2 separate regions of the Homo sapiens genome follow, and region 1 is linked to region 2. A link is a contact called in ENCODE Hi-C or POLR2A ChIA-PET data. All regions are on one chromosome and are shown on one strand. Each heading gives the region's core, a stretch centred on a gene start or an enhancer-like site at or near the end of the contact. The rest is flanking DNA. Distances are from core to core; before and after follow the strand shown. Region 1 holds the start of PSEN2 (presenilin 2). Region 2 holds the start of ACBD3 (acyl-CoA binding domain containing 3).

Region 1 (5,914 bases), core at 2,890-5,389, 680 kb before region 2:
CAGAACAGGCATACCTTGCAAGATTATCGTAAAACCTAGAGATAACCTGTAAAGTGTCCAGCACACAGTAGATGTTCAATAAGTCGTAGTTATAAAGAAGATGAAATGGAGGAGGGACACAGTGAGAAAGGACACGGTAGCCTATGGATGTGCCTCTTGGAAAGTTACGGATCTGCTGAACCACCAGACACATGAACTGGCTTCAAAGGCCAGGCCCCAGAGATCAAGTTTCCATTCCCGGCCCAGCCCCAGGCACTATGGCCACGTAAACATATTATCAAATGAAAGGACATATCCATAGGACAATGTCAGAGCTGGCAAGGACCGTAAAGGCCATCAACGCCACCTAGTCAGCTCCCTGTATTATAATTAAGGACAACTGAAGCCTAGAGGGGCAAAAGTAATCAGTTAATGTCCCATGGCCAAAAGCCACAGTTACAACTCAAGTCTCCAAACTGCCCATCAAGGAGCTCTTCTCAGCCCAGTCAGCACTTGTGAGGGTCACGTACCCAGTGGCCAGGGTTTGGTCACACAGGCAGGCCCACCACACACTACACAGGCTTTCTGGGAGCACACTCACAAGACACATGCCTTCACCACGGGCAGGTATGTGTCAAGAAATGCTCCCTAATCACTCACTCACCAGCTCATCTGTCACCTCAAAACTCTCAAGTCTCTCTCCTGCCCCCAGGGCTCACTCTGCTCTCCCTCTGCTACTTGCCCAGGTAGGTTTGGCTCCATGGTGGGGAGTGCCCACATATGGGCATGGGGAGGACAGAGGGCACTGCTTCTCTGGGGCAAAAGGGAGGGTGGGAAAGTGTCCTGCTGTGGGACTGGTAGGATAAATAATTCAAATGCTCTACACAGCCATCAAATCTGCTTTTCCATGAGTACTCAATAAAAGGAAAATTCTGAAGGCATAACAGAAAAAACAGGATACACAAACTTCACCTACGGTTCCCTCCCTCTATTGTTTTAATAGATAAATATGCATATGTGAACAGTGTGGAAGGAAATGCATGTTAAGAGTGGTTATCTCAGCCCAGCGCAATGGCTTATGCTTGTAATACCAGCATTTTGGGAGGCCAAGGTTGGCGGATCACCTGAGGTCAGGAGTTTGAGACCAGCCTGGCCAACATGGTGAAACCCCGCCTCTAATAAAAATACAAAAATTAGCTGGGAGTGGTGGCAGGCACCTGTAATCCCAGCTACCCAGGAGGCTGAGGCAGGAGAGTCGCTAGAACCCGGCAAGCAGAGGTTGCAGTTAGCTGAGATCATACCATCGCACTCCAGCCTGGGCAACAAGAGTGAAACTCCATCTCAAAAAAAATTTTTTTTCCCTAATTTTCTAGAATAAACATGAATTACTTTTATTTTAAAAAGAGTCCAGTAAGTTTCTGGTTAAGGTACAGCAGAATGGTGGACACCCTTTGAATTGTTCTTCCCGTTCTAGAATTTTCACAAAGATGAACAAGCAGCCCATTCTCCCACTCAGTGAAGAGGCTCTCAAGAAATGATCTCCCTCACTGACATCTGATCTTTCCTGAGGACTGATGTGAAACCATTTTTTTTTTTTTGAGATGGAGTTTTGCTCTTGTTGCCCAGGCTGGAGTGCCATGGCCCGATCTCGGCTCACTGCAACCTCCGCCTCCTGGGTTCAAGCGATTCTCCTGCCTCAGCCTCCTGAGTAGCTGGGATTACAGGCATGTGCCACCACGCCCGGCTAATTTTGTATTTTTAGTAAAGATGGGGTTTCTCCATGTTGGTCAGGCTGGTCTCAAACTTCCGACCTCAGGTGATCCACCCACCTCGGCCTCCCAAAGTGCTGGGATTACAGACATGAGCCACAGCACCCAGCCTGAAATCATTCTTTTCTCCAGACATTAACATGATGGTCATCCCATCTCCAGGATTGGAGCCCAGTGGAAAATGTTCCTCTCGGGGCCTCTCAGCCTCACCCCCGCCTTTCCGCAGCTGTGGCAGCTGGGAATAGAACAGGTGGGAATACTTGCAGAAATATTTGCTGTCTTATCAGTCCCCAACTAAACAGTGTCCGAAAGTCAAAGCAACAGCTGAAAACCCGCCAGAGATGTTTTCATTAGACACACTGCATGTGACCTACACACACTGCTTTGGTTTCTTTAAAAAAATTTTGTTTGTTTGTCAGGAAGTTGCTCATGGGGACTCCACAAAACTTTCCCAGCAGTAGTGGAGAGACACGGGTAGGAGTTGAATACAGGAACCTCCTGCGCAAAAACTCAAGAGATAAAGACAGTGTAGCCAGCTATGTTCAAATCCTGGTGCTTAAAGCACTGAAGCCACATAACTGGACTAGCTGCTTAACTCCCTGAACTTGTTTCCTCTTCTGTAAAAAGGTAATAATAAACTATTTCAGTGTCATTGAAATTCTTAAGATCTTAAATTCTAATATTCTGTACAAGATAGCTTTTTATTATGACCAACTCATAAGCGAGATATATGTCATTATTAACATCGATAACAGAGAAAGGCCAAAGTAGGCAAGAGGCAAACCCCCCTTGGGGGGACGGTGAGCAGCTACGGAGGGGAGACAGGTGTGACATTATGCACCACAGCTCCAGGCACCCCAGCAGCAGCCCCTAGCCCTTGCTCCTCCTCCTCCTTGCTGCTCTTTCAAATAGACAGGAACAAGCCACTCACTCCCCACATGTGAACATGCTGGACTCAAGACTTGGCACATGGGCACTTCAACACCAAAGGGTACAGAGTTTTCCCCAAAAACCTGATACATCCATCCCACTTCAAAGCAACATGCCCCCAAGCCCTCACTCCAGTCTCTGCCCTGGAACCCAAGGCTCAACGTGGGCGTCGTGAGGACGCAGCTCTGAGGTGGGGCCAAGAACCAGGCCCCTTCTGCACCTGCGCCAGTCACCGGCTGCCCACAACCACATTCAGGAGAGAAGAACCTGAGGCTCACACACCTGAAGCAGCTTATCCCGAGACTCCAATTACCGCCAAAGGTCTTGGCTGAAGGCCTTGGAGGCTCAGGTGTCTGCAGAATTGGCTACAGAGGCATCAGAGGCTTCCTTACTGGAAGCTGGGGTCGGTCCTAATCAAGTTACTTCGTAGACAGCCTTGGCAACCCCAGGCTGTCGCTTCTGAGTTAAGTTAGTCTACAATCGTCTCTATGGAATGCTCTCAGGTTCTCCATTTGTAAATAGGGATGCAGTTACTTCACTCAACACCGTTCATACCTTTCAAAGGGAATACTTATTAAGGCAATAAACAGGGGTGAGGTCTGCTCGGAGGGATGGACAGCAGATCTAGAAGCCAGGACACTGGGGTCGAAGCCTGGCTCTGCTATATCGTACCTGGGCGACCTTGGGAAAAGTCACTTTAGCTCTGTGGCCTCAGTTTCTTCATCAGTAAAATTCAGAGGGGGGACTAGCTTCTGTCTCAGGTTCCTTCAGCTCCAAAAGCTTGCTTCTGGCTGTCTCCTCACTGCTGGAAATGCCTGATAAAACAGCCAAACACCGCTGCTAACAGAAACCGGCTCTAGGCTTGAGCCTGCGGCCCTGCCCCTCACGTGCGGGCAGAGCCCCCGCGCGCCTCCTTCCCGGGGAAAGCATGCCCAGGACCCGGTGCTAGAGGCCGAATGGACTCGGCGCAACGGAGGTCTCCGGCGAGAGAGAAGAAGAACAAAACGCCCCCGCCTGCTACACGCCTCAGAGACCCACGTGCACCGCTCCTTTAAATGCACCGGCCCTTTAACCGCTCGCGCCGCGCCCACCCCCAGCCGGGGCTCGGCGGCAGGCGGGCGCAGGGAAGTGGGGACGCAGTGAGGCCGAAGGCCTGAGGGCCGCTCCCCGCGATCCTTCCACGACCCAGTTCCGGGCCGGCCCAGCCGCCGCCTGCCGGGCACTCTCCTCTCTCCGCCCCCGCGCTGGCCGCAGAGGCCAGGAGCGCTGCGCACGCAGGGGCCGCAGACCCACAGCCGGGGAAGGGACCGTGGCCAGAGGCGTGCGGAGGGCAGGGCAGGGCCCTCAGGGCGCAGCCCCACCCCGGGCCCTCAGCGCCGCAGGCGACAGGGCCCTGGCCTGGGCACCCCCCGGCACCGCCCGCTCACCTGCTCTGCCGCCGCGCTCCAGCGGAGTTTACGCAGCTGGCTGAGCGCCCGGCCGGACCCGGCGCCGGCCCAGGCCCCGCCCCACGCCCGCCCAGGCCACGCCCGGTGGGCGACGCCGCGTTCCCTCGTCCACTGGGGCCCCACCTGGAGTCCCGGGCGCGCGGGGAGGGTGGCCTTCACGCCGCGTGGATGACAGGGTCATCCCGACGTCGGAACTAAGCGACGACCTTAGAAGGAGTGGAGGCCGGGCCTGTCATCTTCCTGCGGGCCTGGCAGCAGCGTGGGGCGGTAGGACATAGGCTTCGAGGACACTCTTTCTTGTAGTTTTGGGTCCACATCCCCTCCTCCTCCCGGTTGTTCTCACATTAAAGGAGCACTAATGGCCCAATGTGAGCTAACACCATGAGAATGTTCCTGGTCTGTTCCCTAGGGCGCTTCAGAGCCACCAGGAGCTCTGCATAAAATTGAACAGGAATAAATTGCTGCCTGACCTGAGAATTGGCCTAGGGGGTTGTGGTTCCAGGATTTGGGGTCTGTGGGGTAGGTTGAGATTGTCAATAATTTGGCGTTGTCTGAGTAGTTTTACTTTTTTTTTTTTAACTTAAGGTGAAATTCACATAACATAAAATTTACCATTTTAAAGTGGGCATTTCAGTGGCATTTAGTGAATTCACAATGCTGTGCAACCACCACCTCTGTCTAGTTCCAAAACATTTTCCTCATTCCGAAAGAAAAACCCCATACCCATTGAGAAGTTTCTTCCCAATGCCCTCTTCCCCCCCAGCCCCTGGCAATTACCAGTCTACTTCTGTCTCTATATTTACTTACTTTAGATACTTCATATAAACGGAATCACAGTGTGTGGACTTTTGTGTCTTTCACTTAGCATGTTTTCGAGGTTCATCCTCAGGTAGCATGTAACAGACTTTATTCCTTTTTATGACTGAATAGTGTTTGTGTGTGTATATGTATATGTGTGTGCGTGTGTGTGTGTGTATCATGTATGCCACAGTTTATTCATCTATGGACATTGGGGCTGTTTGCATCTTTTGGCTTTGTGAATAATGCTACCATGAACATGCATGTACATGTATTTGTTTGAGAGCCCATTTTTATTTGGGGAGGGTACATACATAGGGGTTGAATTGTTGGATCGCATGGTAATTCAATTTTTTTTTTTTTTTGAGACAGAGCCTTGCTCTGTTGCCCAGCCTAGAGTGCAGTGGCCGCAATCTTGGCTCACTGCAACCTCTGCCTCCCAGGTTCGAGCAATTATCTTGCCTCGGCCTCCTGAGTAGCTGGAGTTACAGGTGTGTGCCACCACATCTGGCTAATTTTTGTATTTTTAGTAGAGATGGGGTTTCCCCATGTTGGCCAGGCTGGTCTTGATCCTGAACTCAAGTTATCTGCCTGCCTTGGCCTCCCACAGTGCTGGATTATAGGCATGAGCCACCGTGCCCAGCCTTCAGTGTTTAACTATTTGGGGAACCCCAAGTGGTTTCCACGATGGCTGAACCATTTTATATTCCTACCAGCAATGTACAGGATCCCAATTTCTCCACATCCTCACCAACACTTGTTATTTTCCATTTTATTGTTATCCTAGTAGGTGTGCAGCGGTACCTCATTCTGGTTTTGGTTTACATTTTCCTAATAACTAATGCTATTAAGCATTCTCCTTTTCATGTGTTTGTTGGCCATCTGTATATCTTCTTTGGAGACATGCCTATTCAAGTCCTTTGCCCATTTTAAAATTGGGTTGTCTTTTTGTTGTTGGGTTGTAAGAGTTCTTTATATATTCTGGACACT
Region 2 (6,071 bases), core at 1,456-3,955:
GGTGTAGGAATGGCTTTCTGGAATATACCTACTGCCCATTATGTCAATTCAGCCAGCACCATGTCACAAAAGTGCAAGGCCAAAGGGCGAAGGAACCCTATGTTGCCTGACACAGGAAGTACTTGGGTAGTGGAGGAGCAACAAGGTTTGAAAGAAAAGAAAGAGCTAGTAAAATTCTTCCATTCTTTTTCCTCTTCTGGGGATGTTGTCTATAGGCACATAGAATGGTCCAGCGTTTGACATACTGTTGTAGGCTTTCCTACAATACAGCTTCTAATAAAACTAGGCTGTCCTGAACCCCTGGTAATATAATTGCTTACCTTTATACCAAGAAGGCTGGGAAAGCACCAAAATCTACTGTGGTGTGTACCCACGCAGACTTCAAGGGGTTCGTGCTATAAGACCCGAAGTCTTATGAGATTGTCCAAAACACAAAAAACCATGTCAGCAGGGCCTATGGTGGTTCCATGTGTGCTATATGTGTTTGTGACAGGATCAAGCATGTTTTCCTTATCGAGGAAAAGAAAATCATTGTGAGAGTGTTGAAGGCACAAGCACAGGGTCAGAAAGCTAAATAAAAAATGAAGCTTCTTTGAGTAATTAAAATTAAAAGACTTAAAAATATGCTTCCAACCATCAGAAGTGGAAGATTATAAGGAGAGGGATCAATTCTCTCAATGCCTAATCAAAATGAAGGTTCTCACTCACTGAGAATCTAAGTCATATCTGCAATTATAACTGCACCATACTTCATGTTTTTATGTGAAGCATGCAAAAGGGAATAGATTAGAAACCCTATGTTTATGGGACAAAAACTTATAGTTGTACTACAGTGAGTCTGTCTGTATGTGAAGTTATATGTCTTATCCACCGTAATGAATGAGATCCTGTCTGAATGCAGCATACAAATCTTGTCCTGAAAAAAACCCTCGGCCAGGCGCGGTGGCTCACGCCTGTAATCCCAGCACTTTGGGAGGCCGAGGCGGGCATATCACAAGGTCAGGAGATTGAGACCATCCTGGCTAACACGGTGAAACCTCGTCTCTACTAAAAATACAAAAAAATTAGCCGGGCATGGTGGTGGGCACCTATAGTCCCAGCTACTCAGGAGGCTGAGGCAGGAGAATGGCGTGAACCCTGGAGGCGGAGCTTGCAGTGAGCCAAGATCGCGCCACTGCACTCCAGCGTGGGCGACAGAGAGAGACTCCGTCTCAAAAAAAAGAAAAAAACTCTCTAGGGCTTCAGTAAAAACCACACACAAAATTGTCACTGAAGCAGCCAAACGGCCATAAAAATCTCATAGCACATCCATGAAACTTGAGAGAGGTTTCCCAAACTGAACAATAACCCTAAAAAAGTACGTTAACAATATCAGTAATGAGTTGTGATGCTGAAATAAATTTATAAACAATTATTAAGAAACAAATTTAATCAGCCATGCTGGAGAAAAGACTGATCTTTCTCTTTTCTTTATAGAGAATTACAAAATACGCCGGGCGCGGTGGCTCTCACCTGTAATCCCAGCACTTTGGGGAGGCTGAGGCGGGCAGATCACATGAGGTCAGGAGTTTGAGACCAGCCTGGCCAACATGGGGAAACTCTGACTCTACTAAGTTTACAAAAATTAGCCGGGCGTGGTGGTGAGCACCTGTAATCCCAACTACTTGGGAGGCTGAGGCAGGAGAGTTGCTTGAACCCGGGAGGCAGAGGTTGCAGTGAACCGAATTGCACCACTACACTCCAGCCTGGGTGGCACAGCAGGACTGTCTGCAAAAAACAAAAAAAAAAAAAAAAAAAAAAAGTTACAAAATAATTGTTATAGGAAAAGGCAATCAGAAGTACGCAGCCAAAACAAAGGTGGGAAAAATGATCATAAATGGTGCTCCCAAAGTCTGGAAACACAGGTGAATATACATAATGTCGGGGGCGACTTCAATCTTTTAGAAAAAAATAGGTTTCTGGGCTCTCAGACGCCCTGTAGAAGAATATCAGGCAGTCAATGAAAATATTACGGTTATGTGTGTGATGTTTGTGGGTTTTATTAACTTTTAAAATATCATTTGTTTTTTCTTTCTCTTTCTAAATATACATTCACTTTCCTACCCTTCTGCGCGTAACTTTTTGTACTCTTTCCTAATGAGGGTCCCCACAAATTGTATGAGCTGCGCTTCCTGCAAAACCAGGATCAGCCCCGTCTGCAACCTCAAAGTCACTGAATTTCTCTGCAGTCTCAGTTTCCCCTTTTAAAAAAATTGGGAATTTGCCCTGCATTTCCTTAGAGTTGCTGTGAAGGCCAAACGAGATGGTGGTGGGCAAAAGAGCTCTGCCAACCACGCAGGCCCCTGCAAATGTGAAGGGCCTCTGACCTGGAGGGTTGGGTGCTGGCCGACCTCGTCAATCCTCCCTACTCCGACCCCCGCGCGGGGCTCCACTGACCCCGCCCCTGCTGGGCACTGACAGCCGCAGCACCGAACCGAGCGGTGGGGGTGGTAGCACCCGCCCACCTGGAGCAACTGGGATCCGAAAGGATGGGGTGCGGGGGAGGGGAGTTCGGGACCAACGGGAGTTGGGGAGCCTGAAGGGTGGTCGCTGAGCCAGGGCAACTGACGATTCCGGAGGGGGTGGGGCGCCAGGCCTCAGCCCCTCTCCCGGAGCCCTCCAGCCTCCTCAGCAGCGGAAGTTCCGGTGTCGGTAAGCGGAGGTCAGAGGTCAGCAGGAAGTCGATACGTGGCTGCCGTCTGTCCCCGCTGAGGAGGTGCAGCAGCCGGAGATGGCGGCGGTGCTGAACGCAGAGCGACTCGAGGTGTCCGTCGACGGCCTCACGCTCAGCCCGGACCCGGAGGAGCGGCCTGGGGCGGAGGGCGCCCCGCTGCTGCCGCCACCGCTGCCACCGCCCTCGCCACCTGGATCCGGTCGCGGCCCGGGCGCCTCAGGGGAGCAGCCCGAGCCCGGGGAGGCGGCGGCTGGGGGCGCGGCGGAGGAGGCGCGGCGGCTGGAGCAGCGCTGGGGTTTCGGCCTGGAGGAGTTGTACGGCCTGGCACTGCGCTTCTTCAAAGGTGAGCCGGGCCAGCCCCACCCCCGCCGCTTCTGCCCGGCCCCGGGAGCCCGGCGTGGGCTGTGGTCCCCAGGGTGACTGGACCAGACTTGCCCTCACCCACTCATACTGGGCTGTGGTGACTCAAGCGGGGTTCCCTCCTTGGGGGTACCCGAAGTTTGTCACTACCCGCTTGGCCACTAGGTCACACCCCTGACGGGCCTGCAACCTTGGTTTAGCAGTCATGTCCCGCCTCCCAGAGGTTACCGGGACATTTTACCTGATTTAGCTTCTGGGATTTCCAGGAGCCCTGGTGGAAGAATGAGCCCACTTTCTTCCAAAGGATCCCATTCTGGGATTGCCTTTTATTATTATTATTTTTTTAACTGACGCTTTTCTTTTCCTATTTCCCATGGCTTGTCACATCAGAACCCGCCGATTTTTACCCTTAGTGGAAGAAATCTGTCAAGAGGTTCCATACATAGCTTTTCCAGCCATTCTTGGGAACCATAAACTGGAACAGGACTTGATCCCCCGGCAGATTGATGTGGCAGAGAGGAGGAAGTAAAGTGTTAAGCTCATCATCCTCTCCGGCTTGTCAAACTCTTGAGGAGAGATGTCCACTATGTTCTAGTAACTTCTAGGTGGTTAAAATTTTACATTGTAAGCAATGTGCAAGAGTGAATTCTCAGAGTAAGGCCTAACAGTACCTTCTGTGCTTTTCGCATAATTAATTGTTAAATGTCTCTTGTCTTAGAGCAAGATTGTAGTGTGCGGTTTTTTTTTTTTTTAATTGGGTGATTCACTTAGTCGAATGGTGGAGAGACCAATCACATGATTTTTGTCAGTGGGAAAAACTGATGAAAGCCCGTTAGTTTGATTCTTAAAGATACTTAGTCTTGTAGGGCGAATGGACAGGGAGGGACATCAGCAAATGCAACTTTAAAAGTGGTTGCTAGGTTCCACGTACATTCCAGAGCAGCATATTTATGACACTTTCCCCAGAGGGAGTACCTTTTGGAGTACATATTTTACTAGCCAAAGTTGAGTAGTTCAATGTAATGATACACACGGAAGTTGTTTTCTCTCAAAATAACTTTAATTGTGCAAACTAGTGAAAGTTTTATAAATTTTCCAGAACATTTGATCATTTCACATTCAATGACATATTCGTGGTCATTGCACAATGAGTTGAGCCCTCTGTGTACTAACTAGCTTGGGGAATTGGTAATGGCTAATGGGTTTTGGATCATTTGACTTTTAGATCACCGGCTTGAATTTAGAGTTTGCTGTAGTGATGATATATTACCACTTGATAAAAATCAGGTGGTTTCTGTACAATTCATATAGCTACATTCCATCTTAAATTTTTATTCTTGGAACTTATTTTTCAGTAAAGTATATTGTAGCAGAGAGTAAGAGTAGAAATGAACTAATTCCTTTTTTTTTTTTTTTTTGAGCTGGAGTCCTGCTCTGTTGCAGGACTGAGGGAGGCTGAGGCAGGAGAATCACTTGAACCCGGGAGGCGGAGGTTGCAGTGAGCCAAGATGGCACCATTGTACTCCAGCCTGGGCGACGAGCAAAACTCCGTCTAAAAAAAAAAAAAGAATCGCTTCAATATGGGAGGCAGAGGTTGCAGTGAGCCGAGATCATGCCACTGCACTCCATCCTGGGCGACAAAGTGAAATTCTGTCTCAAAACAAAGAAAAAGATTAAAACACTGTAACGTGTAGTATACTTAACATTGTTTGGAGAGTCAGGAAGCTCTGGATTCTAGTTACCTTGTAAACTAGACAATTAACTTTTCCAGAATCAGTTTCATATGTATAAAGGGAGCTGGATTCTATAAAATATGATGTCTCAGATTTAAGATTCAGTGGTCTTAACCTAACAGATTATTTTAACATGTGTCTTGAGTGGTAGGAATCCTGGGGAAACTTATAACTTGGGGCCTAGGTGTTAGTCACCTTAGAGAATAAAGCTACACTGATAGGTGTGGTTCACTCACTTCCTAAATGAAGTTCTCAAAGCAATATCCAGGTACTAAAAAGGAGAAATAGCTGTGTAGCAATTAAAAGCTACCTTTCTGCATGTGTCATTGGAGACTGTTAGTATATGAGACACTAACTGACAAAAGGGAAGGATGTAAAAGCAGTCAGAAGAATTATGGAATGTGGAGTGAGCCAAGTAATGCTGCCTTTGTTTTGTTTTTTGTTTTTGAGATAGAGTCTCACTCTGTCGCCCAGGCTGGAGTGCAGTGGTGCCATCTCGGGGCTCACTGCAAGCTCCACCTCCCGGATTCACTCCATTCTCCTGCCTCAGCCTCCCGAGTAGCTGGGACTACAGGTGCCCACCACCACGCCCGGCTAATTTTTTGTATTTTTCGTAGAGACGAGGTTTCACCGTGTTAGCCAGGATGGTCTCGATTTCCTGACCTCGTGATCCTCCTGCGTCAGCCTCCCAAAGTGCTGGGATTACAGGTGTGAGCCACTGTGCCCAGCCTGGTTTTTTTTTTTTTTTTTTTTTTTAGGCAGAGTTTGATTCTTGTTGCTCAGGCTAGAGTGCAATGGCGCGATCTCAGCTCACTGCAACCTCTGCCTCGAGGGTTCAAGTGATTCTCCTGCCTCTGCCTCCCGAGTAGCTGAGATTACAGGCATGTGCCACCACGCCCAGGTACTTTTGTATTTCTAGTAGAGACGGGGTTTCTCCATGCTGGTCTCGAACTGCCGACCTCAGGTGATCTGCCCACCTTGGCCTCCCAAAGTGTTGGGATTATAGGCGTGAGCCACCGTGCCCGGCACCTTTGTTTTAATGTGTGGATTTTTCTGGTGGAACACATGGTGTTTTGTCAGTCTTGCTGGGACTTTTAATCGCTATTCTATGGTTTTATACCAGTATCTCACGAGAATTAGAAATAACATTACATTTTCGGCCGGGTGTGGTAGCTTTTGCCTGTAATCCCAGCACTTTGGGAGGCCGAGGCGGGTGGATCACAAGGTCAGGAGATCGAGACCACCCTGGCTAACACGGTGAAACC

Evidence for each region. Hi-C counts contacts between places; a loop is a spot of excess contacts on that map. ChIA-PET counts read pairs that join two places held with the same protein, here RNA polymerase II (POLR2A). Pooled maps may share reads with other maps.
Region 1: a pooled map shows a loop between it and region 2 (2.8-fold over the local background). The contact joins the promoter of PSEN2 here to the promoter of ACBD3 in region 2. A Hi-C loop is called at or near these places in 5 of 50 pooled maps. POLR2A ChIA-PET finds 5 or more read pairs at or near these places in 3 of 52 experiments (HEK293, activated CD4-positive, alpha-beta T cell and activated T-cell).

The regions. Positions count from the first base shown.
Region 1 is chr1:226,868,841-226,874,754 of GRCh38, reverse strand. PSEN2 (presenilin 2) reads right to left here and starts at 4,139. Exons shown (of 13, transcript NM_000447.3): 1 at 4,106-4,139; 2 at 3,351-3,493. It overlaps LOC105373119 (a long non-coding RNA gene), which reads left to right and starts at 4,205. Exons shown (of 3, transcript XR_949226.4): 1 at 4,205-4,393. RefSeq lists silencers at 3,677-3,726, 3,737-4,336.
Region 2 is chr1:226,183,375-226,189,445 of GRCh38, reverse strand. ACBD3 (acyl-CoA binding domain containing 3) reads left to right here and starts at 2,705. Exons shown (of 8, transcript NM_022735.4): 1 at 2,705-3,056. The coding sequence starts at 2,771. LOC101927247 (a long non-coding RNA gene) reads right to left here and starts at 1,550. Exons shown (of 2, transcript XR_001738504.2): 1 at 1,513-1,550. It also overlaps the pseudogene RPL34P7. RefSeq lists silencers at 2,804-3,098, 2,735-3,214.